Regions from separate parts of the Mus musculus genome. Here region 2 is linked to region 1. The links are chromatin loops, found by intact Hi-C in ENCODE. Cell type or tissue: gastrocnemius. All regions are shown on one strand. Links, peaks and the distances in the headings refer to the core of each region. The heading gives the core; the rest is flanking DNA.

What was found. Peaks named below come from ENCODE experiments on the same cell type or tissue, not always from the same donor. Only the 100,000 strongest peaks of a DNase experiment are listed, where the experiment ranks them.
Region 2: a loop joins it to region 1, with 2.5 times the contacts of the local background. A loop is called at or near these places in 2 of 42 quality-filtered maps.

Annotation. Positions count from the first base shown.
Region 1 is chr4:84,021,256-84,024,166 of GRCm38, reverse strand. No RefSeq gene overlaps it. Among named protein-coding and RNA genes, the nearest start is that of 6030471H07Rik, 22 kb to the left of the region's middle. In gastrocnemius, for the core only: no CTCF peak of the experiment used is centred there; a DNase peak (open chromatin) is centred at 1,439.
Region 2 is chr4:83,970,406-83,973,316 of GRCm38, reverse strand. No RefSeq gene overlaps it. Among named protein-coding and RNA genes, the nearest start is that of 6030471H07Rik, 73 kb to the left of the region's middle. In gastrocnemius, for the core only: no CTCF peak of the experiment used is centred there; a DNase peak (open chromatin) is centred at 1,261.

The DNA of each region.
Region 1 (2,911 bases), core at 283-2,782:
GTCTTTAAAAAGACAAGAGCTGGGAGTATAGCTCAGATCATAGCGGCTGCCTAGTGGGTGAAAAGCTGTGAGTTTGATCTGAGAGAGAGTGAGGGGGAGAGAGGGGGGTTCCACTTTAGCATTAAACTCTGTTTTTTTTTCTTTTCTTTTTTTTGTTTATCTATCTATCTATCTATCTATCTATCTATCTATCTATCTATTTATGTTTGGATTTTTTTGAGACAGGGTTTCTTTGTGTAGCCCTGGCTGTCCTAGTAGCTCACTCTATAGACCAGGCTGGCCTTGAACTCACAGAGATCCACCTGCTTGCCTCCTGAGTGCTACAATTAAAGGCATGCACCACCACTGCCCAGCCTAAATTCTGGTTCTTAAAGAATCAGTCACACACAAAGAATGCAAACCAGCATTTAAGAGCAATGGAGTTGGCCTGTAAATGAAAGCAGATCTGAGGGAAAGACTTGGGGACATTCTATTCTGAGGATGAGAGGATCATCTGACTTGTCCAGACCAAAGGGACAGCTTGGAGAAGACCACACAGCACCCTCTGGGTTCTCTTTCAGATATGTTAGCTCTGTCTCTCATGGAAAGTGTAAAGTGACCAGCCGGGCTCCGGGCAGTACCTGTGGTAGTTGAATCTTATTGGTGCTCATGATTCTTTGAATTCTCAAAGGAGAGAAGCAGAATCTGTCTTCCTTCCAGCTGTGGCATTGCTAGGAAGCCGGTGCCGACTGACAACTTCTGCCTGCACCACTGAGACCCCGCTAAAGAAGCAAACACTGGACCCTCAGCATGCGGGTTTCACGGAAAAACTCAGGGCATCTGCCTTGTTTCCCTTTGGCACAGTGGAGAACACTCCATTCCTCCACAGCACAGACAGTATGGGACACTTGGTTTCTGCTTTGCAACATGGCAGATGGCCTGGGTTGCACGGTCTGAAAGATACTGGTGTGCACGAGGCGGGCTCATTTTCTTGAGCTTTCTCGCCTGGCTTTTCACAATAGTTCTCTGACACAATATTGTCAAAGAAGCAGGGGTGGGGTAGAGACGGAGACGGAGGAGGGAGAAGAAGAGGGGGAGAGGTGAAGTCTAGAGCTCTAGAGGACGACTGTCCCCTCAAGAGGAGCCATGGCCACAAGGCCCTTGGAGCCCGTGAGCTTTCGTCCCCTGCATTATTCCTTTCTTGGATCGCCATCTTTCTCTCGGGAGCCTGAGGCTAAGGAAACGTCTACTTTTCCATACCGGCTCATCATCCATACAGTTCTTTAATGAGAATTCAGAATTCTCTTCATTTTTCTCTCTTTACTTTAGACGCTATGTTTCCAAGAACAAGCCGGACACTGATGAAGCCGTGGCTGATGCATGGTCTGGCTCTCCTCCGGAAGTGGTCAGCCATCCTGGCTCCCAATGGCTGAGAGCCAGTTTCTCAGACAGCCACTGTGATTGGTTGGAGAAAACAGAAACCCCAAATTCGATTTGGTGGTCCCTGGAGACTTCTGAGTGAGTAGGCTTCTGGGAAGGGGTCTCAGACAGGCTGTGCTCTTAGGAGAGAAGTGCTTTTGAAGTGCAGTAAGGAAGAGGAGAGAAACCACAGTGAGGGGGCACTGCCCCTAATGCAGGGCGTGCCCACTAACACCAGTCAGGGGTGGCACTCTAGATAGGAAGTGCGGAAACTTCCTGAACGGGGGACAGGAGGGGGTGTTTTGTGAGATACTTGGGCTCACTGATTCTCTAGCTTTGCCAGCTTGTCAAAGACGCCAGGGTTGAACGGAGGCATGAGCAAAGACTTTGCTGATAATCTACCAGGCAGCTCACTGCCCCTCGAAAAGTCTCTGTTTTGAACAGAGGCTCCAGAAGGAAGCTTCCGTGCCATTCTGAAGTTGGGCGCCAGAACCAAGCAGTCCCAAAGCTACGGCCCAGCTGTGTTAACTAGCTGTGTTATTTCTGACAACTTGTTGACGCACATTATCTTCAGTTCCCTAGGCCCAGTACAAGGATTATACTACTGTTGTCACGGAGCCGTTGTGAGGATTAAAAAAGGCGAATATGTGCAATAGCTGATCTTATGTGCTAGGTTCACCGGGTATAGTGCTATACTCTTTTGTCTAATCACCAGTTTAGATGCTACTGTAAGGTATGTTGTAGATATAATTAACATTTGGATAACTAGACTGAGCAATGCAGATAACCTTTTGTAATATAAGCTGGCCACATCTAATCAGTTGGAGGCCTTAGGAGAAAACACTGTAGCCCCCAGTGTGGAAGGAACCCAGCTTCCTACTGCCTTGAGACAGAAGCCTACTCTTCCTTGGGTCTCTACCTTGCCAGCCTGCCCTGCAGACTTAGGACTCGCTATTCTTGTGATCTTGTGAGCCAATTCCTTAAACTTCATTTCTCTGTCTCCACCCTCCTCTCGAGCCCTATGGGTTCTGCTCCTCTAATACAGTAGGCACAAAATATCGAGCAAGCCCACTTCTGGCCATATTATGAACTTGATAAAACGTTGTTACCCTTTAAAATGTTTAATTTATTCTTTGATGATTTCATATGTGAGAACAATGTATTTAGATCACATCCATGCCCCATCTCACTCCCCCATCTGCCGTGTGCTCCTGCCTCACCTAAGCCTCAGCATCAGCAAGAGCAAGCTGTGTTGGACTAAAATTTAAAAGACTCTAAAGTCAAAGTATTAGTAACGAAATGTAGAATAAAAGTAGGATAACGATGCTTTAGGCCTCTGGTCATTGTGACAGGACACCTGACATTATCCATTTAAATTTTTCAAAAACACATTAATTTTAGCTCATGGTTTTATATACTTCAATCAGATGGACTAACCTGAAAGTCTTTCTGTGCCTGGCTTTGTTTAGCATGTCTTACACCTTTCAAGTTTCAAGTTCTTTGTGAATGACAG
Region 2 (2,911 bases), core at 209-2,708, 51 kb after region 1:
GAGTGGACAGCCACAGGGGTTTCCAGGCAAGTGTCGGTGAGTCATCTCTCCTGGAACAACAGTTGGCTTGTGGTATTGGCTTCCCATGGACTTAAAACCTATAGTGACACTTTATTTAGGGGTCTGTAGTGCTGTAGGTAGCCAAGATTAACAGTGGGAGCTCCTAACCCCCAGTGCCTTGACCCTTCAGCTATTATAAAACTCAGTTTCTTTGGATTGAATCATACCCAGAGTGGGTTCTGTGTCCCTTCCCACACTCTGACACTGAAAGCCATTGGGATGGATGAGATCATGGAGAGAGAAGGAAGCACAAAGCACATTCCCTCTTCTTCCTTCTAGCACATCCTAACCTGCTGCTTTCTGGCTTGATGGTGCCCACACTGTATCCATGCAAGATGACTTGTCAACTGATTAGCCCAATCATGATAAGAGACATCCATTAGTAAACCTATACCAGGTAGACACTACACATGCATAATAGTGTAGGAGCTCTGGTTATTATATTAGAGCAAATGAAACTGATAGTCAACGAGCACGAGAGATTTGGTAGAGGCATTTTAATTCCTTACCAGTTTGGGCTTGAGTTCTAGACTGTTATGAACATTCTTCTGTTTATTCCTCTGTCACACTTGACCATCCTTAGCTAACTCTATAGCCTCTCACTGCCCTGTATGAGATGAAAATCTTGGGTTAGTTAATATCCAACAGTGGTCAACATCTGTGACTTTACCAATAGACAGAGTCTACTTCGGACAGATCGGAAGAAGACCAAGGCAATCTCGAAGATGCACAGGCTTATATTATGAATGGGCCCAGGCTGTGGGAAGTGTGAGGAGCCACACAGGAAATTGGAAAGAGGACAGTGTGGTCTGCAAAACCTTGGTTTTCTAGCTGTGTAGTGCTGAGCCAGAGCATGGCAATCTCAATAACATAGTGGCTTCATCAATGGCTGTTGCAATTGCTGTCTTCAAGCCAAACCATGGATGTGAAATGAACAGTGAGGCAGCAAGAAACTCTGCAGCAAAGAACTAAGGACACCAAGCAGGGAGAAGAAACAGGAAGGGCAGCAAGGTTCACAGCTCTAAACAGCTTTCTAGAGTATCCCAATGCACAAGAAAGGCAAAGGGGGTTGGGGGATCACTGTCCAAAAAGAGTAAGTGAGCATTGATCCACCAAGAGGAGACCCTCAGAGACAAAAACAGACCTGAATAGAAGATTATCTTCCCCCAACGGAGCAGCAAGCTGGTATTTTGGCAGCAACACAAGGTGCAGGGTGGGGTTGTTCTTTGGGGGTGAGTCCTTCACATTCTGCTCCACAGATTTCCAATGCTAATAGCATGACTTCTACAGTATATTGATTCAAGTTTAAAAGGAACCACCTGTGTGTGGCATCCACTCGATGGAAGTGTCTGTAAGAGCTGCGGAGCTCGAGGAAAAAGGGGCTACTTCCATCTCTTTTGTCCATCATGGTTTTCAGCAAAGCTGACTGCTCCCAAACACAGTCTATAAGCAAGAAGAACATGGAGAGACTGCCAGAGTAGGGACTGAGCCCTGCCAGCACAGAATAGACAGCCAAAAGATGATCAACTGTATGACTTCTAGAAGTCACAAGGGAGAATCCCAGGAAATATGGTTATCAGGACAAAATATTTTTAGATGCAGAAAGAGCCTTGAAGCTTTGTAACTCCTCCATGTGACAGCTAATGACATCAAAAAGTCCTGTCAACTCTAACCCCAAAGAGGCTCCACCCTGAGAGAATAGGAATCCCCAGACCTCTGAAGACAGAGTGAAATGAGAGTTCTTTCCAGAACTATCTCCACCATCCTGCTTAAAAAGGATTAAAGAGGCATATCCCTCAAGACACCAAGCAACCAGTACCACTTTCAGTCAGAACAAGTTACACGGAATCTCCACAGAGTATCTTTAAAACTCAGTGCCAAGAGAGTGAGATGGGTCAGTGGGTAAAGGTACCTGCTCCCAAGCCTGACAACCTGTGTTTGGACCACAGATCTCAAACAAAATAAACAGGGAGAATCAACTGACTTCCACAAAGTGGTCCTCTGACCTCCACGGGAGCATCATAGTGCGTGTACTGATATAATCTCTCTCCTTCTCCCCCTCTCCCTCCCTCTTCCCCTCTCTCTCTTGCACGCATGCATGTCTCTGTGCACTCTAACACATCAGCCACTTACACACAAAAATTTAAATTAAGACTTTTTAAGTAAAAATAAAAATCAACATCAAGGGCAGAAGGCATGATCTTGGAGTTTAAAACTGAATCTTCGGTGCTGGGGAGAGTGGCCTCAGGACTGAGAACACTTTAACTGAGCAACCTTGGTTGGGAATGACTCCTGCAGCCTGGCATTGCTTTTCTTTAAGGTAGATGTGGAGAGCTGGATGTGAGTCCTGAGAGCCTGCATTCCTGTGAGCATGAAATGCTAAGCATGGTAAGATGCCTTGGCAAACGTGGCTGTTCTCAGCACAACCCATCACCACAGTCTTGATTTGCTGGTTTTGATAGCCCCTTCTGCTTGCTCAGACTGTAGGTGATAACTGTTTTAAAAGACCAAATAAGACCCTGGATAACTAATTCCTGCACCATAGGAGTAGTTCACAAGTACCACTAACTTACAAGCAGCACGTTGGCAGCCACACCCTCTGCCACCCACTGCACAGGTGATCACAAATGGGAACACCCATAGCAACTCCCGGTGTGCCAGCAGCTGGACCATAGCATGAGATCAGAGCAGGTCCTCACTAGTAAATGTCAACTGGATTTGAATTGCTTGCTAAAGCACAGCTTAGATAAAGCCAAAAAGGAAAACCAAAGCTTTCTCGGTAAACTGGAATCCCAAAGCATAAATAAAAGATTCCACCTGAGAAGGGTGATTTATTAGCTTTCACTTAGCA